Regions from separate parts of the Homo sapiens genome. Here region 2 is linked to region 1. Evidence: read pairs that join two places in POLR2A ChIA-PET (ENCODE). Cell type or tissue: PC-3. All regions are shown on one strand. Links, peaks and the distances in the headings refer to the core of each region. The heading gives the core; the rest is flanking DNA. Region 1 overlaps PRDM16 (PR/SET domain 16). Region 2 overlaps LOC100996583 (a long non-coding RNA gene).

What was found. Peaks named below come from ENCODE experiments on the same cell type or tissue, not always from the same donor. Only the 100,000 strongest peaks of a DNase experiment are listed, where the experiment ranks them.
Region 2: POLR2A ChIA-PET joins it to region 1 with 5 read pairs; 2 of 35 experiments call an interaction of 5 or more read pairs at or near these places.

The regions. Positions count from the first base shown.
Region 1 is chr1:3,411,963-3,425,014 of GRCh38, reverse strand. PRDM16 (PR/SET domain 16) reads right to left here. Exons shown (of 17, transcript NM_022114.4): 9 at 12,215-13,052; 10 at 10,368-10,455; 11 at 7,018-7,187; 12 at 6,271-6,348. Among named protein-coding and RNA genes, the nearest start is that of ARHGEF16, 36 kb to the left of the region's middle. RefSeq lists enhancers at 3,851-4,351, 8,507-9,202, 9,203-9,899. In PC-3, for the core only: no CTCF peak of the experiment used is centred there; a DNase peak (open chromatin) is centred at 5,414; H3K27me3 peaks cover 2,500 bases.
Region 2 is chr1:2,579,686-2,588,976 of GRCh38, reverse strand. LOC100996583 (a long non-coding RNA gene) reads right to left here. Exons shown (of 4, transcript NR_121638.1): 2 at 7,327-7,417; 3 at 5,482-5,607; 4 at 4,443-4,852. PRXL2B (peroxiredoxin like 2B) reads right to left here and starts at 2,200. Exons shown (of 7, transcript NM_152371.5): 1 at 2,029-2,200; 2 at 1,682-1,886; 3 at 1,185-1,236; 4 at 524-587; 5 at 352-427; 6 at 1-55. The coding sequence starts at 2,091. RefSeq lists an enhancer at 760-1,392. In PC-3, for the core only: no CTCF peak of the experiment used is centred there; no DNase peak of the experiment used is centred there.

The DNA of each region.
Region 1 (13,052 bases), core at 4,072-6,571:
CCCCGTGTCCCCTGGGCAGGCGGTGCGCCCGACCCTCCGGCGTCTCCTGCCCTCTGTTGTCTGGGTCTCCCTGGCCCCCAGGCCGCGGGGCCGGCAGGTCTGCAGCCGGAGGGCGACATGCTCCTTGCAGCCTCCAGAGGGCGGCCTTGCTCCATGGAAAGACACTCGGCAAGGCCAGTTTCCCAGCCGGAGGGGCTCCACAGACCAGCTCCCAGACCAGCTCCCTGTGACCTTCCTCCTCCACCCCTCGAGGTGGCTGGGGGCCCCTGGGCAGGCCCCACCTCACTTGGAGCCTCAGTTTGCCAGTCCATTCATGGAGGGCTTGGGGGCTGCCCTGGATGTTGCCACTTGTTGGCTGCCTCCTCTATTAAGGACACAAAGACCACACTGGCCCCTTTGGGCACTGCCAGCTCCCGGGCTCGGTTTATCTTTATTCCCCCAGGGTGGGCAGGGCTGCTGCCGGCCTGCACCGTGCACGTGGGGAAGTTGGGATGAGACCCCCTTCCTCCATCTGGCCTCCACGGCATCAGGCAGAGCAGGACTCTAACACCCTGAGTTTATCAGAGCAAGGCCCCTTGCGGCTGGAAAGTCGTCATAATGAGCGATCGAGGAGGGCTGCGTGTGGAGGGTTCCCCTCAGTGTGGGGCCCTTGGGCTGGGAGTGACCTTCACAGCCACACGTGGTGACCCTGCAGGCAGGGAAAGGGAGGGTTGTTCTCTCCCATTTTTAGAGAGCGGGGCTGAGAACTAGGGGGCCTGAGCGACATGTGCATTGAGCAGCAAGAAAATCATGCCTGAAACGAAGAGGGGGAGCTGGGGATGAGCTAAGGAGGAACCCCATGAGCTCTGTAGATGCACGTGCGCTGCCTCTGTGAAGACAGCCTCCTCCCTGGGGGGCATCCGGCGGGGGGCTGGGACTGGCTTACTGAGAGGCACCCGGCTGGGCTGGGCGACGGTGAAGGGAACCCTGACTGCATGGTTTTCAGTTGCACGTGGGTGCTTGGCATGTGCGTGTGTGCCATGCCTGTGTGTGCACACTTGTGTGTGCTCTTGGTCATCAGAACGCCCGCAGCGGTGCTCATCTGATCCCACAGGCACACACGCACTTGAACATTCTGTTTATATGATCATGCGTTTTCATATTTTGAAAACAAAGCAAGCTCCATGATGCCCATGGCACAGCACACAGAAAGTCTACCCACTGCAGCAGGATCCTGGCCGGGGGGGCCTGGTAGCAGCTGGAGACCAGGCCAGGGCCTCTGTGGGAGCCTCTGTGGAGGCACCAGGATGGGGCAGGGTTTGTTCACCCGGAGTGGGTGTGGCTGTTCTAAGCACAGTGGCCTTCGTTCCCACAGAGGACAGGACTCCGAGAGGCCCCACCCCGCCCCGACCGGTGCCGGTGGCCCGCTCCAGAGCAGCATACTGGTCACATGCCCTTGTCACATGGATGGGGACGTGCCTGGTGACACTCGGGAGTCCTGGCCTCCCAGACCGGGAGGGGCTGTGTGGCTCGGCCTTCTCGGCACGGTGCTGCCCTGTACAGGAGGGGCCTGGGCTGGTGTTTGCTATCACAAAAGCCTGGCGAGGGAGTCTGACCTGCCATCAACACACCCGCAGGGGCCTCCCCAAGGCAGGAAGCTTCAGTCCCACACCTTCCGGGTGCTGCTGCCGGGCCCAGGAGCTCAGCATTCCCCACGTGCAGGGGCTGCGGCCGTGAGAAACTGTCCTTGGAATCTCAGAGCCTGCGAGTCTCCCCCAACTCCCCAGGCTGCCTGGTAAAACCTAGCAAGTCTGAAAATGGGTCCCCTAGAGAACGGGAGGCAGTCCTGGGAGAAGGGCACTCCTCTCCCACGCCTGGCCGAGGCATATCCCCATCCCACTTCGTCCCAGCAAACTTCCCTGGTGCTGCCCTAAGGCTTCATCCACTCAATTCCTGAACCTTCCAACCTTTGCCGGAGGCCAGGCTCACTCTGGCCTCTTCAACAGTAGACAGGAAAAGAAGCATTGGTGATCGAAGTCCCTGAGCTCCCCGAAGTGACCCTCAGCCTTCTCTGCTCCTGATCCCAGGGGCCTGGCCTGTGGGCTTCTTCTCTGGGAGCCCCTGCTCCTGCCCGGGTCAGCTGAGCTGCCTCCGGGCACCCGGGTCCCAGCGTCTCCTCCCACAGCCCAGTGACAGGCAGCGCCCTGGCTTGGACTGGCCATCCACAAAGCCTGCCCTGGGCGGCGCTGCAGTTTTGTTTGACTCGGCCTGTGAACTCACACAAGAATAAGGCCGAGGATGGAGCCCTTTCGGCAGCAGGGTTGGAGATGCTTGGGTGCCCCCCTACCCGACGTGTCCCACACAATCTCCCAGAAAGGAGGGATTTTACACCCTCCAATGCATTTTCTCACATCCCCCACCCTGACACATCCTTAGACTGGAATGGTGGTGCCTGGCCCTGGGACCGCCATGCTTTTGAGGCTGACTGACTGCTGAGAAAGGACACACTGGACTCTGCGTCTCCAGCCCGGATGCAAAGCACCTGCCAGTCTGAGCATTCAGGCTCTGCCCAGCCAGAGGCTTCCCACCCAGCTGGGGCCATGTGCCCCTCTGGCATGTTGAGGCAGCCCAATCTGTCTGCCTGCCTGACTGTCTGTCTGCCTGCCAGTCTGCCTGCTTGCCAGTCTGTCTATCTGCCTTCCTGCCTGTCCATCTGCTTGTCTGTCTGCCTGTCTGTCTGCCTGCCTGTCTGTCCATCTGTCTGTCCACCTGCCTGTCTGTCTGCCTTCTTGCCTGTCTGCCCTGCCTGTCTGTCTGCCTGTCTGTCCATCTGTCTGTCTGCCTACCTATCTATCTATCTGCCTTCCTGCCTGTCTGCCCTGCCTGTCTGTCTGCCTGTCTGCCTGCCTGTCTGTCCATCTGTCTGTCCACCTGCCTATCTTCCTTCCTGCTTGTCTGCCCTGCCTGTCTGTCTGCCTGTCTGTCCATCCATCTGTCCATCTACCTGTCTGTCTGCCTTCCTGCCTGTTTGCCTGTCTGTCTGTCTGCCTGTCTGTCCGCCTGCCTGTCTGTCTTCCTGTCTGTCCGCCTGCCTGTCTGTCTGCCTGCCTGTCTGTCTTCCTGTCTGTTTGCCTGCCTATCTTCCTGTCTGTCCGCCTGCCTGTGTGTCTGCCTGTCTGTCTGCATGTGTGCTCAAACACGGCTCATTCAGTTCCTGGTTTCTTTGGAAATGCAGAGACTTTTGCAGAAAGTCCACCTAATGGCTCTTGCATAAACCCTAGCAATTGTGGATCCGAGGTAAGAAATGGGATTGGAAAAGAAGCTTGTTCATAAAACTGGAGAGCAAGTCCCTTGTGTGAAGCTCTGGGGCCGGGGAGAGCCACGAACAGGGCTGTGCGTTCAATTTGGTTGCAGAGAGCCCTGAACGTGGCCCTCTCTTGCTTCTAATCTAAATAAATGGCCCAGACAGAGAAGTCCATTTGAAATTTAGGGGAGCCGTGAGCCCAGGGCTGCGAGGGAGCAGAGTTCTCCGAGCAGCTGGGGTCTGCGTTGTAAATAAGCTGACAAGCGGCCAGTGAAATTGATGGTCTCACTGCGTAAAATAACACGCCCGTGAGCTCCAAAAGGAAGGAGAACGTGCAGGGTAGCCTGGCCCTGGTGCAATGCGGAGGGCCTTGAGAGGACCTTGCTGTGACCGTGCCTGCTGCACTCCCAGAGAAGCCATTGGCAGGGGAACAACAGAGTATGGGCAGGTCAGGGGGGGTGGCCAGGGCCCCCGAGCCCCTGAGCACTGGGCAGCGGCATCCTTCCTAGGATCCAGTGAGGTCTCCTGCAGCCACTACAGGGGGATCTGCTTTTGGTGACTGTAAAAGTGAGGGAAGAGGAAGAAAGAAGAGATTTTGAAACCCAGCCGTAAAAATACAACTAAAAAAGAAAGGACATGCACGGGCCGCGTGCAGCCCCCGATGGAAGCACAACTGTGCCTCCCTTGCACGCTCCAGCTTCACACAGAAGGCAGGATGGAGCCTGGGGAGATGATGGAAGCACACGGCAGACTAGGGAGTCAGCAGCCCTGAGGCAGGAATCTCGGTCCCAGCAGGAGTCCCGGGCAGCCCTGCTCGCATCCAGGCTGTGACTCCAGGCTCCACTGGGCAGCCTCCCAGAGAGACCCCCGGGCCGGCTGTCAGGACGAAGACCAAGGAGCAGCCCCTCTCCCCACTCCCAGTTCAATTTTCATGCTTCTCCAACCCAAATCCCGCAAAGCCTATATGCTTAACTTTTTTTTTAAGAAATAAGACTGCCATTAACTCAATCTCACCTTCCCGCTTCACTCAAAGACCTCTAGGCCAGGAGAAGCTAGGGGCCAAGTTACCTCCAAGAAACATATTTGGTGCACCAAAGGCTCTACGTTCCCTACCTCAGGGCTTTGAAACACATTCTGAACGATTTCAGGTCATCTGAGGCAAGGACTTAAACGGAAGAGGCTTCCAATGTCATCTGGTTTGATTACCCTATCACTCCAGGCAACCCATGAGAAGCCTGCTTCCTCCTGCTTGCGCGGGGCTGCGTCAGCCCGACCTCTCCAGGGCACACACATATGCACATGCGGCGGGCACACACGTGGGTGCTGGCACCGGAAAGGGGCTCACACTGGGGCGGGCATGGGGGGTTGAGCTCCTCTTGGCAGGCTTCTGGGGATGGCCGGCACTTTCCCTCCTCCAATTTAAAATCCTTCTGATTATCAAAGCCAGTCCAGAAACCACCAGTGGTATCAAAAGGAAAGCTACACGCTCCAAACCCCTCGGCACAGACCTGCCTTGAGCCAGATAAAGTCAGGATTTGCAACACAAACTTGCAAAGCAATTATTGTTACCAAAGTCGAAACTCACAGATTGGAGAGAGCAAAAGAAATCAATGATAATTAAATTCTTCTATAAACACCACCCCGACCCTCTAGGGGCTCTTAGCACACAACGCTGTCCAGAAGTCGGCTCTCATTACAGAAAAAACACACAGCTCATTTTCTGGGAGGGGACCAGACCAAATAAATCTTTCTGCTGCTAGCCTTTGTTAAGTTGTAAGTCACTATTTTTTGAAGGGTGGGTAAGGGGGGGCCTGTGAATTGGGGAGGGCTGTGAGCGCTGAACAGATGACCCGTAAGTGGTATAAGCTGTCATTTACCCTGCGAGTTGGGACACAGCCCTGGGGCAGCCGGGGATGCTTGCTCTGTCTCAGAGTGGGGGTCAGTGACCACGACATGCACAGGTGCCTCAGCTGGTCTCCTTCCCCAGGGATGGAGACACAGACTGAGTCCCCAGTGCCTGCACTATCATGTGGCCCCTCTAGCTCTGTGTGGCCAGAGGACAGAAATCTTATGCTGTCAACTTAAGCCGTGTGAAGCACTCTTTATCCCCAATGGCCTCTGTGAACAGACACACCCTGCATGTGTCACTAAACCAGCCTTGGCAGAAAACCAGCGTTTCCCCATTCGCCTCCCAGTTACCATTGTCTGGGGCTCTCGCTTAAAATGCCCACTCCCAGGCACTGACCCCGGTGATTCATGGGGCATCTCTGAGCCTCGGGCCCCTCATCTTTGAAATGGGATGACAAGCCTGTTGGGAGGCTGTTGTGAGCCCCAAATTCAATGCCTCCCCCATCCCGATGAGCTGTGTGACTGCTTCACTGCAGGTGCCAGCCGGCTCCTCAGATGAGAGGAGCACGGGGGGATCCTGGAAGCAGACGCACCGCTTCCCATCCAGGCTGTCCCCGGGACCCCGTGGAATCCCTCAGTGGGCTCCAAGTGGGGGGTGGGGACCCGCATTTGCACGGAGTCTCACTCTGCCTTTGGCCCACTCCCTGGCCCACCAGAAGTGGGGGTGTGGGGGCAGCTATGGCCGTCGTGAGATGAACGGAGTTGGGCTGGGTGTGGGGAAGCTGAGGTTTTCTCCCATGTGGACCCTCTGGGCCCTGGCTCTGGTCAGCCCTGCTCTGATGAGGATCCCCTGCCCCAGTGAACACCCTAGGGTGGGTGGAGAGCTGCTCCCTCACATCTTTGAGAGCCAGGCAGATGCCTTCCAGAAGGTTCCTGGGCACCTCCTGCCTCATCCTCAAACATCCTGCTGAGGCCAGGAGGGGAGGGCCAGAGTGACCAGAATTCAGCACCCGGCCCTGCCCACTGCCTGCTCACTCCAGCAGGGAGCCCTGGGAATGGCATACTTACTCCTAGGAGTGGGTCAGCGGTGCACGGAGGCAGGCGGCCCCGCCCCCACACCCAGCCCACGCAGCACCTACCTGTACGGCTGCTCCCCAGTGTGCGTCCTCAGGTGTCTGGTGAGATTGGCTGATCTGGGGAAGATCTTCCCACAGTACCTGGGGTGGAGGGAGGTGGGGAGGGTGAGGGAGGATTAGGGTGGGCTTACATGGCCATTTCCCAGAAATGGTTTCAAGCTAATGCTCGGGGTCTCACACCTGATGCACAGGTGGACCCATCCCAGCATCCCAGTTTCAGTCCCTTCCACGGCCCTGAAGCCCAGCCTCAGTTGCAGAGCAGGCTGCCATGGGCCACAGTAGTAGACAGAGCAGCCCCTGCCCCCTGAAGCGTCTCGGCCCCTCAGTCTGGCGGTGAACAGGGCAGGCTCCAACAGACTTGGACAGGCCTGCACCAGCAGAGGGTGGCCGGGAGGGTGTCATCCTGACACTGCAGAAATTGGCTGAGGCTGTAGCACTGGGCTTCCCATCCCTCCAAGCGCTGAGGTTAGTCACTGACCAGCACACCTCAGGCCCAGCCTTCCCAGTTCAGGCTGGGCTGAGGTTGCATATTCTTGAGCTCCCAAGAGCACAGCATGGCGTGAGGCAGGGGAGGCCACCCAAGTCACTTATTTGCAAAGCATGACCTCAAGCAGATAACCAGCTGATTGCAGTGCTGTGCTTTCCTATGGCCGGGACTCTGAGTTTTTCCTGGAAGCACAGGTTCACAGCCACAGGTGTGGCACTCGAGCCCCGCCAGGGCTGTCCCAGCAGCACCAAAGGGCCCCTCACCTGCACGTGTATCGCTCCTTGCCCTTCCTGAGGATGGGGTCGGAGAGCGTTGGGGGTGGGGACCGGAAGTTGAAGGGGTGGTGGGGGAGGGGCTGCAGGGAGCTGCCCGAGTCCGCCTTCATGGCTGCAAAGCTCTCCAGCTTCTCTGTCATGGTCTCTATGGCTGACATCTGTAGGCATAAGAGTGGGAGGTTATGGACTCAGCTGACTCTCACCTGTCTTCAGGGGCACGCACTGCTGGGGGTTCTGTACAACAGCATATCTTAGGGTGCTCAGGTGGGCACTGGAAGCAATGGTCTCCTAGTATTTTCTTGGACCCTGGGTTGGATTTTTTCACCTTTCTGTAGTCAGCCCTGCTCTTGTCCTTCCCTGAGTCCCAGTCCCTCGTTTGTAGTTTAAGGTCTTTCCTGCAGGAGCTGAAACTGATCTTTAGCAACCAGCCTCACTGCCCGGTTTGGGCGGGACCTGAGTGATACAGGTAGCTGATGTTTATGATTACCCCTTATCTGACCCAGGCCGGCAAAATGCCCAGCTGACTTGACTCCTGGCCAGCACTTCTGGTTGGCTAGTTTGGGTTAAATGCAGAATTACATCTAGTTTAACATTAAAAAGTTTATTTTTTAGTCTTGAAAAATTACAATAGCAACCTGAATCTCCGTTTAAAGCATAGATTGTGGGCCTGCAGAACCACTGCCACCAAGTGGCAGCATGCCATAATTGCAGGCAAAGTACTAAGGAATTCAACAGCCTCTTTAAGACTTAAACCCACAAAGGAAATATTCAAAATAATAATGTGACATGTCACATGACACAGGGCAATTTGATATGGGCAACAGGAGCTGCCTCTCTGCTCCCTGGAGATGCCCAGGGCTTGCTCGATTAGGAGAGTGGAAGCATGGGATTGGTGGGCAGAGCTCTGATCAGAATCCCAGACTGTCCTGGCCCCACTGAGGTCTCTGACAATAGCGACAGGAGAGGGGAAGGGCTGGGCTGATGGAGCTGCTCAGTGTCAGCCCTGCCTCTCCCAGCTCCCCTTCTCTTTGAAGATTTGGAGCTGACCTCAGTGGAGAAGGAGATGGGCCACCCTGTGATATCTGCTGTGTGCCAGGCCCTGTAGGGGGCTGCACAGGGGCTGAAAAGGAAGAGTGTTCATCATCCCCTGAGGGGTAGCAAAAGGCAAAACAGGGAACAAACCCCGGGCCTCGGCACCACACACCCAGCCTGCTGAAGGTGGGGCCAGTGCTCCCAGGGCCCAATGCCTGACCCACAGGGCCCTCCAGACACCTTTGCTAAACAGGTATTTTCATAGCCTGCCTCCCCTGGGAGCTCCCAGAGAAGGGGATGAGGAGGGAGGGCAAGGGTGAGGCAGGAGCTGATACAGATGCAGAGGGAAGGGAGAGCTTGGGGTTCCCCAGGTGCTGGTGTCACTGGGAGGAACTGGCCAGGGTGCCGGTCCTTGGCACCCAGCCTCCACGGAATGGGTGTGGGGGTGAGGAGAAGGGCAGGTGAGGACCTGCGTCATCAAGGGGCTTCATATAGGGCTCGCTGCCTCTGGGCAATGCTCAGAGCCAGCTCCACAGAGGTGACCCGCCCATTTACAGCAAGACCCTAGCCCTGGCTGCCCACTAGCAAACAAAACTATCCCATCACGCGGCTGGGGTCTCTCAGAGTCCGAGTGCCGGGCATCTGGCACTCAGCTTTTCGGAGACCTGCTTGCCAGGGACTTATCCAGCTGCTGCTGGTAGGGAGCAGAGGGCTTTCTACAAATGCTTCCCAGAGACCACATGAGCCAGTGGTGGGGACGTTTTGCTATTTGGGGAACTGGTTACGATAAAAATACCCAGAAAGAAACGAACGAGTAGAAACTCGTGTCCGTCCACAGTGGCCAAGGCCTCCCCTCTGGCCCCTTCCAGCCCCACCCAGGCTGTGGGGGTCAGGCTTCTCCCGCCCCTGCGAGGCAGGCATGCTCTCATCCTGATGAGAACGAGTGATGAGCGATGGGCAGATGGAAGCTGCCTTGCTCCCTGAGCCATCAACTGGGCCTCACCAGCCCCTCCGCAGCCCGGAGCAGCAGGGCTGAGGTCTTTCCACAGGCATGGCCTCTTGGGCTTTGTCGAGGTCTTTAGTAACTGGCGCCTTCTGCCCAAGTGACAGCCCAACCTTAGACCATTTGGTGACTTATTAGTCATCTCTCTCTTCCCGCCCCCCACCTCCTGGCTCCGGGCTGCAGGGACAGGCAGCGGGGGTGGCAGGCCCGTGGGGGCAGCGGGCAGGAGGGACAATGGAAACTGCCCCCCGCTGGGCTCCCTTCCTCGGGCCTGGGTGGGCCTCTCCCGCCCGGCTTGCTCCGCCCGATCAGATATTCCCGGCCTCGCTCCCCGCACAAACAAACGCAGGATGCGCCTGGCTGGCTCGTGGCTCTTTCCAGCCCATCCCGAGGAAAATCAGGGGAAGTTATTAACCAAACTCCACGGCCCCGGGGAAACAATGGGAGGCGCTAAGTTTAGCTGTGAACTCAGCCTGGGCGCAGGTTTCACAAACCAGGTGGGGGGCCCGTCCACGGCGGGGAAGGCCGAGAAAGAGAACAATGCCCCGGTCTGGTCTGCAGTCTGTCAGGGCCAGGCCCACTGTGCGACCCTCAGGACCCTCCAGGTGCAGCCCATGGCGCTGCGGAAGGGGCCAGGCTCCCAGCAATGAGACCAAGTCAGTAGGGGACAGGAGGTCGGGAAGACTCTGCCCTGGCCATGCTGCCCACCTGCTATTTTGCTCCCAGGATGTGGCCTCAGGGGCAGGCAGGAGCACCTCCAGGCCTGGCAGGGTCTGCACCCACCTGTCTGGACTGGGGGGCTCTCTGGGTCTCTTTCCAGACCCCCTGCCCACCACCTCCCTGGGGCCTGGCTCCATGCCCCTCTCTGCATGCTCAGGCCCTTCCTCTCTTCCGGTCCATTTGAACATACTCAGGTCCTGTGCACCCCAGAGAGAGCGCCCACGCTGTGTCCTGGGCTGCCACCTGAGGCTGCTCCCCTCACTCACAATCCCTGCCCTCGCTCCTTCAGGCTCTGCCCACGACTCCAGTGAAGCTCCTTCTCCCTCCTGGAGCCCAGAGCCAGGGGTCAGAGAGGTCCCTGGGGTGGCCCTGTGAGGGTCACTCTCAGTCCTCAACCTCTCCAGCCTACAGTGACCTGAGGGGCCTCAGGGAGAGAATCCTCCTCTGCCTTTGAGGGCGTCTGTGCGTGGTATGGCCTGGACGGGGACTTAGGCTCCAGCCTGGCCACTGAGCCTCGACAGCCGGGAGATGGGGCCACTGGCGTGTGGGTTACAGGGCGCCCTGACCTGCACTGAGGACGTACCTGGGGGTGGAAGAGCAGCGGGGACGGCCGCAGGTACTTCTCCTTCAGGGCTCCCACGGGGTCTGTGACCTTCCGCTTTTCTACCCTGCTGGACAACAGCACAGAGGGTTACGTACCCCACCGAGCCGCCCGCCCCGCCGAGCCACCCGCTCCACAGAGCCGCCCACCCCGCCTGACCATATACCTGGCCAGTCACAAGGCCATGGTGTGGACCTCGCCGTGGCTGCCCCAACGCTCACCAGACTCCTCTGTGGGCCTTGGGGATGTCGGGAGCCCAGCCCACCTGCACCCCTAGACGGACCCTCCCTGTCACCACCTGCCCCTGAACACTCTCCCTCAGTGGTTCCCTCACACCTCCCATGCCTCCAAGGTCCCCTCGAGGGCCTTCAAAGACCCCTGGCTGCCAGCACCCCTGCAGGTCATGGGTGCTAAGTGCAGGCGGCTGGAGTTTTCTCTGAAGGCCCCGTGCACCCCGGCCTAACTGGCCGGTCAGCCCTGCATGAGTGGGGACCACTCTGAAGGGGGTCCCTGGACCTGCTCACAGCAGAGCGTGGCTCACACCAGAGGCTCAAGGCCTCCTCCGCTCCTTCTCTGACCCGGCCCCTGGCACGGGGTGTGCTGCCCGTGTGTGCTGATGAACGTGAGTGGCCAGCAGGTTTCTGTCCTGGGGAGGTCACCAGGGGCTTCCTGCAGCACCCAGACAGGGCCCTGTCTAAACACCCTCCAGGGCTGCTGGAGATTACAGTTCCAGAACCTTCCCCAGATGCCGGTGACAAGCCTGCTCACTGAATCACAATGCAAACCTCCTGTGGTAAACAGAGGCCGTGGGCAGGGCTATCCACTGACCCTCCTTTGGCCTGGTGGCTCTTGAAGGCAGCCTGCTCTTCTCTGTCTGCCTGGGTTCCCATAGTGAGGGTTAGATTTGGGAGCCTCTTTCCCATCACTGAGAGCGCTTTGGTAAACCTGCCACCCCGTTGCAAGACACAGCACCCCCAGCATGTCTATGACTGGCCGCTTTTGCTTTATTAGGACAGGACTTGCTCAGGGTCTCCTGCCTGTCTCCTTGCATGGCGAAGCGGGGAGCACAGGGACAGGTGCTGGTGGGGGTAGGACCCCCTCCCCAAGCCTAGCCCTGCTCTTCCAACCCACCTGCATTCTAGGGAGGGGCAAACCTGTCCAGAAATTAGGGAGTGGCATTAAACTCGCCTTTCCCCAAGAGAGGCATCAGAGACACAGGACACTGGTGCCTAGAAAACCCTCCAATGCTTGCTTCATCCCTCGCCTCCTCCTCCCCTCCAAGGACCACTGGCTCCTTCTCTGATTCCCCCGGGGCCCCCAGAAAGACACCCCCTCCCCATTCCCCCTGCCGCTGTGGCTCCAGGGGCAGGAGCGCACCAGGAGGGGCAGGAAGCACTCAGCCCAGGCCCCTCTGACTTCTGCAGGTAGAGGCTGGGGAGAGCTAGACCAGAGACGACAGCTGGAGAGAGGGGTGGGGAAGGGTGTGGGTTGGGGTGGGGGGTGGGGTTACTGGGGATAGGAGGCGCTCGAGGCCAGCAGTGTGATGTCTGAGTGGTCATCGGTGCAAGCAAACTGCACGTGTCCAGGAGCACCCGTCCTGGCCTCCCAAACACGGCCCGGGCCAGGCACCTAGCTTAGGAGCAGCCAAGCCAGGCATCCCTCCTGAGGGGTGCAGACCCCCCCAAGAACAGGGGCATCTTCCTGAAGTCAGCAAAGGCCGGGGGACGACCTTGGAGGAGCTTGAAAGAGACACCACCATGCACTGAGCCCGCCCAGCACCGCCGCGGCCCCGCCCCAGGGAGAGCCAGTGAGGCTGGGGTGCTGAATACCTGTAGATGGGGTCCATGAAGAAGGGCGAGGGCTTGGCGTAGTGGAGCGGGGGCTGCTGGGGCATCCGCGCCGGGCACACCTGGGGCAGCCCCTCGCCGGCGCCCAGCTTGCGTTCCCCATAGACGTGGTTCTTGCGGGGCTCCCGCCCGCCGCCGTTTTGGCTGGCACGGGCCCGGCTGCCGATGCTCAGGTCCAGCGGCTGCTCCTCGCCGGATGCGGGGGCCGAGGGGCCCTTGGGCATGGGCAGGATGGGCTTCACGTCTTTGGGCTTGGTGGTGAGATCAAAGGGGCACTCGGCACTGGGGCCGCCCACCTTGAGGGCGTCCCGGGGTGACTTTGGCTCGGCCTTGACCAGCAAGTTGTGGGCGAGGGCTCGGTCCGTGAAGGGGTAAAGGGAGTGGGGGAAGTTGGGCAGGAACTGGAAGGGGAACGCCGAGTGGTAGGGGAGCGAGCCCAGCTTCTTCTCCTGCATCCCCATGAAGCCGGGGCCAAAGTACTTCTCGGCAATGGATGCGATGGCCTTGATGGAGTCCCCGGCGGCGCCCGTTGCAGTCAGCAGCTGCTCGTCGGGTGGCGGGAAGAATGAGTGCTGGGAATAGAAGACAGGCACCTCGGCCACGCTGTTCGGGGCCCCCGGGGGCGCCAAGCCGCCCCCAAACTTGGGCTGGCCCTCGGCGGACTTGCCCTTGCCCTTGTCCTTGTCAGGGTCGCTGTCCACGTCGCTGTCCAGGTCCGAGCCCGTCCCCGTGGTCGTGTCCAGGTCGGTCCCCGTGGTGGTGTTGACGTCCTCAAAGTCACTGCCGTCCGACATGTCGCTGCTCCTGGTCTTCAGCTTCT
Region 2 (9,291 bases), core at 5,020-7,519, 840 kb after region 1:
GGGACGTAGTCGCCTGGGGACTTCTGGACGAAATGCAGGAGCACTTTATCACCACCTGTAGCAGCGGGCAGGCAGTCACGGCACCCCGGAGGCCGCCTGCACCTCACAGCCACATACCAGGAGGAGGGAGGGTAGGGCAGCCCTGGCCAGCCATATCCCCCACCCGGCTACCCAGATGAGTGAGCTGTTCTGCCACAGCCCCACTCAGCCCAGCAGACACGCAGAACCAGGCCACATTGCGGCGGAGGGGCTGTGATGAGACTGACAAGCCAGAGAGAGGGCCTGGGCTGGGCCACCAAGTTCAGCAAGGCCCTCCTTGAGGCAGTGGCCGAGGCCCCTCCCTCGACCCACCTTTGCTGACCACCAGCAGCCCTCCGCTCTGCAGCAGGTCCCCAGACAAGTTCCCCTGGATGCCAACAGCCTTGGCCTGTCAGGAGTGGGTACAGCCTGAGTCAATCCTAGAAGAAAGGCTCCTGGGAGCTCCCACCACCCCCCGGCCTGTACACCCTTGACCCGCACACACCTTGGCAGCCACATCACGCACGGGCTTCCCCAGAGCTGCTGGGAGGATGCTCAGGCTGTTGTACCTGCGAAGACACCAGGTCGCTTGGCCAAACTCCGGAGAAGCCTGGGTCCAGAGCCTGCTCCAGTGTCCATGAGACCAGTTCCTAGGTCAGGCCCCACCCCACCCACCCGCCTCACCAGGGCTCAGAGATGGCACAGGCGACCAGATCAGTAGCCAGCCCAGCCCACCGGCAGGTTGGACACCGAGCCCAGTGGCTGCTAGCCGAGGGTCCACAGAGGGTGCAGGGAGCATGGATGGGGCCCCAGGCTGGGTGTGCCCAGGGATCTGGCTCAGCTGGCAACTGCCAAGCAAAGGAAGCAGCCTGTGGCACAGACACCAGAAAGCTAGGATGGCCCCTGATGGGCCACGAGGCTCCACCCCACGAGGTGGTCTGGACACCGAGAGTAAGCCCCGGACGAGGTGGCTCATTACAGTCACCCAGCACCCAAGAGAAGGCCTGGCAGAAGGGCTGGTCAACAGTGCCACCAGAGCCGCCTTGCCCAGGAAGGCCCGAGTGGACAGCACCACAGAGGGCAGCAGGGAGAGGAGGTGGCAGGGAGCGGTGGGAACCCCTGGGCCCCCCACCCCACGCTACCCAAGGGTTCCCGCCCCCACTCACCGCTTGAAGCCTAGCTCCTTGTAAAGCTGCTTGCTCTCATCCAGGTAGAGCTCTGGAAAGCGGAAGCCACATGTGTGTGCCCCAGGCGCAGAACCAGCCCCCAACCCACTCACCACAAAGAATCGCCCTCCTCCTTCCGACCCTCTGTTCCTCTGCCCACCCTCCGTGCTCAGCCCACCCCCGCAGGGCAGGGAGGGGTAAAACGGGGCTGAGTGTCCCCCCTCCCCTCAGAAGAGGGGCTGAGTCCCAGAGGCAACAGGTGGAGCCGGCGGGGCAGAGCTCGTCCAGACTCTGCTGCTGGGCCCAGGTCTGTGCAGGGCACCACCCAGCCACCAGCTGCGGGGCGGGGAGGCAGGGAGAGATGAGGGACGCTGACCCGTGGGCATATCAAGGCCGCTCCAGCAGACAGAAGGGCCGGGGTTGGGCAGGAAAGGGCCCCGAACGCCCTGAGCTTAGGGAAGGGTATGTGCGCCGCCGCGGCGGGGAACAGGACGCACCTCCCGCGAAGTAGTCGCCGTCCAGGAACTCCTGCAGACCCAGGGCCTCGGGCCCTACGCCCACCAGGCGCACGCCGTGTTGGTCCAGGAGCCCAGCAAGGCTGCTGAGGTCCTGGGCGATCCAGCGGCACACCACGCACCCGAAGCGCCGCAGCCCGGCCACCACGCACGCGTGCTCCCGCCACAGGCTCCGCAGCTCCACGGCCTGCCGGGCGGCTGGGTCATGGGCGCGCCCCGTTGCCCCCAGCCCCGCCCAGGCCCCGCGGCCCCCACCACCCCATCGCTGCCAGGACGCCCGGGCAAGGAGCCAGGGACGCGCCCACCGCCCTGCGTCCACCCGGCCTCACCTCCCCGGTCACCGCATGCTTCAGGATGCACGCGCCCACGCGAGCAAGGTCCACCGTGCTCATGGCGGCCGCTGCCAGCCCTGGTTCCCGGCTCCCCGACTCCCTGTTCCCCGCTCCCGGCTCCTCGCTCCTGGATCCCCGCTCCCGGCTCATAGATCCAGCCCCAAGCCCCGCCCCGAGATGCCCCGGTCCCGCCTTTCTTGCTGCCGCCGAGGCCCCGCCCCTTCGGGCTCGTCTCCGCCCCGGGCCCGCCCCCAAGATGGCCGCAGCGCGCCCCGGCCACGCCCCCGACCGCACCCCGAGCCCTGCTCCGCCCCCTCGGATTCGCCCCTAGTCCCGCCTTGTTTCCCCTCCTACTCCAGGCCAAGCCTCGAGATCGCGGCGCCAAATCCTGGGTCCGCCTGCTTCGGTCCCTCCCGCCTCCTCAATCCGGGCCTTGCGGGACAGTTGCTGTCCCGCGTCCTGGTCCCGCCCCTAGCCCCGCCTCTCCGTTGGGCCGCCGACTTGGACCCCGTCGGCCATTGGCGCAGCAGGCGGAGCTGGGCGGTGCGGCCCTCGGTGCGCGGTGCGCCTGTGCGGAATGCGGCGGGAGGCGGGCAGCCGGCTCGGGGTCGTCCCGGGGGGCGCCGGGGAGCGGCTGGGTACGGTGGGCCCAGGGGTGGTCCAGGGAGCGGCGGGGGTCTCCCTGCGGCCTCGCGCGAGACTGGGCTGGACTCAGGGTTGAGGGGAGAGGGTGAGCGCAGGGGTCGCGGGCATAGGGGACCGCGGGCCGGGGTCTCCCGCGGGGCGGGGGTCCCAGCAGTGGGGGGCGGGGGGGTGCGAGGGCTTAGCCTTTCCACGTGGCCTGGTTTTCGCTTGAAAATCCCCGCAAATGCGGCAGCATCTCAATTATACATGGACGCGATGTCTTTAATCATGAAATACTGTTCATGTCGTGCCGGTTGCATATCAGCTTTTAACCCGCCAAACCTTGGGGCGAAATAGACCCCGGGGAGATAAGCACAGCTCCCAGAAGTGCACTGCGGGTCAGGTGCCTGGCAGATGCGTCCTGTTCCTCCCCCACTGCAGCCCTGTGATAGCTTTTGTCACCGAGTTGGGGTGAGGGCCGGGTCACAGCTTCACCCGGCCTGGGCTCCCACCTGAGCGGGCCCGGCCTGGCAGAGTCTGTGCTGCTGGCACGGGTCCTCACTCCCCAGGCCCCAGGACAGCTCCAGGGGCCTGGGCGGGCTGGAGAAGGAAGGGGGAGCCCCCACACTGTATTCCAAATAAAGAGAGGCCCCGGGGGGGTGCTGCTGCTTCGCCTGTGCCCTCGCCCTGGGGTGGTGAAGGTCCAGACTGCGAAACGGAAGTCGTCACTATGTCAGAAAGGGCAAAAAGCAAAACAAGGAAGGGGAAGCACTAGGAGGGAGGAGCTGTGGCAGCTCCAGAGCCCAGGAGTGCAGCCCCCAGAGACCAGGGCTACCCCTCTACCGTCTCGGGCTGTGCAGGAGGGGCCCTCTACCCTCTGGAGTTGTGCAGGAGGGGGCCCCTCTACCATCTGGGGCTGGGCAGGAAGGGCCCCCCCCCACCGTCTCAGGCTGTGCAGGAGGGGGCCCCTCTACTGTCTCGGGCTGTGCAGGAGGGGGCCCCTCTATCTTCTGGGGCTGTGCAGGAGGGGGCCCCTCCACTGTCTCAGGCTGTGCAGGAGAGGGCCCCTCTGCCGTCTGGGGCTGTGCAAGCAGTGAGCAAGCTGCCGCCTCCTTGGGAGCTGGGATCCCAGACGGGATTCAGCCATTTTCAGAGACGTTCCCAGAAACGAGAATGCGAGATCAATTCCTCGCCTGGCATCTCCCACCAACGCCATCGCTGCAGGAGCCTCACTGGAAGCCAACGGGCAGAGGAGAGTGGGAAAGGAGCTTGCAGCCTCCCAGCTCCAGTGATGCAGAGCAGAAGGTGGCTGGGAGGCTGAGAAGCCATAAGAAAATAGCAGGGCCAGCCCATGTGGCCGCTCAGATACATGCTATGTGTGTGTTTGCATATGTAGGGGCTGAAAAACTCCACCTCCATCCTTTTGAGGTCCTGGCTGGGCCCAAGAGTTAAATCAAGATAAGACAGATCATCATGCCAGTGTATTTGATTAAAGTTGGATGTGGCTCAGGAGCCCTCCTAAGGAAGTGAAGACCCAGTGAAGCAGACTCAGTCGTGTGCTGAGTTGGACAGAGAACAGTGAGGTTTGAGGAAGCAGCTAGATGATGTGGGGGGCTGAAAAGGTGAGAGGCATTTTATCAGGGACTGTACAGCATTTGCTGGGTCTCAGCTTCTCATCCTTGAGGATCAGAGCTTTCTAGTGTAGGGAGAGCATCTTTCACCTGGGAATTTCATCTTCTGCTTTTAAGAAACACAAGAGAGATCAGAATGATCTTTTTGCACCTGTTATTGTTTTAACTGCCTTTAATTCCTAATAGTGACTATGCCAGAGCAGCCTATTTTGGGGTGGCACCTTCTTAACTCTGCATACTGTACATATCTGGCACACATCATTTAAAGTAAATAGACAGGCTTGCTTACTTTTTACTCAAGTGCAACATAATTCAGAAAAGTGCAGACATGCTCAGTAGACAGCTCCTTCTACACGCCTGTTGACTTTCTTTCATCAATGACATATTGGTCGGCTCTTGCTAGGCTGTGTTGCCAAAACAACTCGCAAGCCTGGGTCGATCACAGCAACCAAGTTTCCCCTCCCACTCAGGTTTCTTGTCGGCCACGGGTGGCTCAGCTTCTGATGCCTCCTTCGTTCTGGGGTCCAGGCTGAGCAAGCTGTGGCTCTCTGGAACATGCCGTTCTCCTGACAAGGGAGGACATGGAGGAGAGATGGAGAAACCATGCCACACTCTCCCAGCGGCCATGCACAGCTGGGATGTGTCGCTTGCACTCCCATGTCACTGGCCAGAGCAAGTCACATGGCCAAGGAGGGGCAGGGAAGAGCACTTCCTCCTCCAGGTGGTGCCAGCTCTGGGACTGGGTTTTAGCTTTCCTTACAAAGGAAGAGCTGGCCCGTTACCGCAGCAGGGATGCTGACAGAAGACGTGAAACTCCGGGGTCAGAGACAAAGGACTTTTTCATTCATGGCGTGGCAGGCAGGTGCTCACCTGTGTGTTTGGTCTTATCCCCTTGCCCCCAAATTCCACGGGTGCCATGTGGGTAGGCCTGGGTGGGCACTGCACAGTCAGTAGGTTTGCGTGGCCACTGAGGAGCCCTGCACTGGGGGAGTCAGCTGTTTCTGCAGCAAGCAGTGAGCAAGCTGCTCTTTGTCCCTAGAGGACTCTCAGGGCAAACCACCCTGAGAAATGGGGGAGGGTACTCAGGGCCTGCATTCCTGGCACACCCTGTGAGAGGTGGGGGGCACGAGACACTCGTGGAGGACTGCCCTCTTAACAGGAGAAGCTGCCAGTACCAGAGGCCAAAGAGACTTACCCAGAGATTTCACCGGCATCCCTGGGCTGCCTGGTGCCACATATGTGAAAACAGTCATTTCATGTAAGCTTGTCCACTCAGTAGCATGAAGGTGGGAGGGTGTCTTAGTCATAGATGGGGTGGCTTCTAAAGAACAGAAATTGATTTCTCACATTTCTGGAGGCTGGAGGTCCAAGATCAAAGCGCCGGCATATTCAAGGTCTGGCGAGGACCCCTTCCTGGTTCCTAGATCACTTCTTCATGCTGTGTCCTCACAGGGTGGAAGGCATGAGGGGGCTCTGGGGGGCCTCCTTTTTAAAGGCACTAACTTTGGCCGGGTGTTTTGGCTCACGTCTGTAATCCCAGCACTTTGGGAGGCCGAGGTGGGCGGATCACCTGTAGTCAGGAGTTCGAGACCAGCCTGGCTAACATGGTGAAACCTTATCTCTACTAAAGATACAAAAATTAGCTGGACGTGGTGGAGCATGCCTGTAATCCCAGCTACCCGGGAGGCTGAGGCAGGAGAATCACTTGAACTTGGGAGGCAGAGGTTGCAATGAGCCAAGATCATGCCACTGCCTCCCAGCCTAGGCGACAGAGTGAGACTTCGTCTCAAAATAAAATAAAATACATAAATAAAAGCACTAACCCATTCCCGAGGGCTCCACCCTCACTACCCACCTAAGCACATGCCGAAGCCCCACCTCATAATGTCATCACATTAGGGATTCGGTTTCAGCATATGAACTGGGGGAGGGGGCACAAATGGGGGAAACTGGCTCCACTGTGTGAAAATTGTCAATACTAAGGCAGAGTCACTTATGTCAGGACCCAAGCAAAACGGAGCTGGGAGGCCTCAACGGAAGGTCCCTCATGCTCGGGTGCCTATGATGAGAACTGTTACAGGGACTCCGACAGCACACAACATTCCAGATCAGCTGCTCCTATGAAGACATCTCCCCCGCAACAATCATGTTACCCATGAGTAATCACCAACCCTGCAATAAGCTCCTGTACCCAGGGAGGTTTATTCCAAAACAATCTGTGTAGACTTCCTCTTCCCACCCCTAAAAGAAAGATACACCTACGGTCCCCCTCAGCATGCATATCCCAGATTGCAATCCCCTGCCATCCCCCAGTAAACTTTATTTGGGAGAGCCAGTCTCTCTGTTGTTTATTTTACATTGACAAGTTGCAGCATCGTGGCCAGCAGCAGAAGTCCTACTAGGCTTCTTGAGTCTGTGGGTTGGTATCTTTAATCAGTTTGGGAATTCTTTTATTTTATTTGTTTGTTTGTTTGTTTTGAGATGCAGTTTTGCTCTTGTTGCCCAGGCTGGAGTGCAACGGCTCGATCTCAGCTCGCTGCAACCTCTGCCTCTTGGGTTCAAGCGATTCTCCTGCCTCAGCCTCTGGAGTAGCTGAGATTACGGGTGCCCACCACCCATGCCCAGCTAACTTTTGTATTTTAGTAGAGACAAGGTTTCACCATGTTGGTCAGGCTGGTCTTGAACTCCTGACTTCAGGTGATCCACCCGCCATGGCCTTCCAAAGTGCTGAGATTACAGGCGTGAGCCAGCGTGCCCGGCTGGGAATTCTTTTTTTTTTAACACTATCTTATGATGTCTCATTCTTTCCTTCCTTCCTTCCTCTTATTCTGGGAAGCCCCATACGCATATATTAGATCTTTTAACTAATGCGTCTTGTTGAGTCGGAGTCACATAAGTCTCCTGTTCTCTGTTGTGCTTTTCTTTCCCACGGGTATTTCAGTGGCTGTTTGCACCGTTTCTGTTGCCCTGTCTCTGTCTCCCCTCCATGGTCCACCTGCCACGGGGTCCAGTCTGCCATCACCCGTCTCATGACACTGACCTGCAGCCCTGGGATGTCCATTTGGTTCTCTCGTTTAGGTTCCAATCAGCTGTGGAATTCTCCATCCAGAGATCCCGTTAGACGGCATTTCCTGTTTTTAGTAACACATGAATGAGTTATTTTAAAATACCTGTCTACTGACACTCACATCTGAGGTTCTGCTTCTGTTGCCTCTGTTTTCTTTTCTTTTCTTTCTTTTTTTTTTTTTTTTTTTTTTTGAGACGGATTCTTGCTCTGTCGCCTAGGCTGGAGTGCAGTGGCACAGTATCAGCTCACTGCAACCTCCACCTCCCGGGTTCAAGCGATTCTCCTGCCTCAGCCTCCCAAGTAGGACTACAAGCGCGCACCACCACACCTGGCTAATTTTTGTATTTTTAGTAGAGACGGGGTTTCACCATGTTGGCCAGGCTGGTGTTGAACTCCTGACCTCAGGTGATCCACCCACCACGGCCTCCTAAAGTGCTGGGATTATAGGCATGAGCCACCACACCTGGCCAGCCTCTCTTTTCTTTTGATAATGGCACACACCTTCCTGCCTCTTCTCGTGTTTACATCTCTGTTCTAGCCCTGGGCCCTGCAAACCTTAGGGGAGGTGTGCCCAGTACACAAACACACGTGTGTGCACAAAGATAGGTCACTGTCAGGGCGTGGGGAGATCGCAGGACCTGCATCAGACCAGGGCTTATTCAGATGCTGGCTCTGGCACCGCCCAGCTGGGTCACTGTGGGTAAGTCACCACCTTGTCTAAGCCTCAGTTTCTTCATCTGTAAAACAAACCCTGGTAACCACCTTTGCCAACCGCACGCTCAGTTATCAGCCACTCTGGCCGGCTCGCCTTGCTTCTGAGCAGCAGGAATCGCAGCCCCACTGTGGCTGAGAGGATGCTGGAGCGCTCCAGCTCCATCCCAAATGGCCCCTGGCCCCTGCCATCCTGCCCATCCCCCTCCAGCAAAGCCCAGGATGTCCCTATGAGAAGCCTCACAGACTCAACCAGGTGGGCAGGCTGCAGAGGACCCCTGGGAAAGAGCAGCTGTGTTTCCCCAAGTCCCACCCTATATACACCAAAGATGGGATTTGATCAACTTTCTTTCTTTTATTATTATTATTATTATTATTTTTGAGGCAGGATCTGGCTCTGTCACCCGGGCTGAAGAGCAGTGGTGCAATCTCAGCTAACTGCAACCTCTGCCACCGAGGCTCAAGTGATCCTCTCACCTCAGCCTCCCAAGTAGCTGGGACTACAGGTTCCGCCTGGCTAATTTTTGTATTTTTAGTAGAGATGAGGTTTCATCATGTTGGCCAAGCTGGTCTTGAAGTCCTGACTTCAAGCAATCCACCTGCCTCGACCTCCCAAAGTGCTGGGATTACAAGCTGAGCCACCGTGCCCAGCCTCAAAACTATTTTGTAATTGTGATAAGATATACATGACATAAAATTCACCACGCGGAGCATTTTAAGATCAGTTCAGTGGCATTAGGTACATCCACATTGTTGCAGCCATCACCACCATCCATCTCCAGAATTTGTTGACAATCCTAAACTGGAACCCTCACCTATGAAACACTAACTGCCTCCCCCAGCCCCTGGCACCCACTGCTCTACTTCCTCTCTATAAATTTGACAATTGTAGGCTCCTCATAGAAGTGGCATCATAATGGCCTTTGTCTTCTATAAATGGCTTATGGCACGTGGCATAAATTCCTCAACATCCATCCATAGCACAGCCTGTGTTCGATCTCCTTTCCAAGGCTGAGCACCTTCCACTGGACCTCTCGGCCACATTTTCCTTATTCTTGTACCTGTTGATGGGCTTTTGCGTGGCGTCTACATTCGAGCTCTTGTGGACACTGCGGCTGTGAACCTGGGTGTGCAAATATGTGCTCAAGTCCCTGTTTTCAGTCCTTTGGGATCTATACCCAGAAGCGGAGTGGCTGGATCACATGGTCATTGTAGTTTTAATTGTTA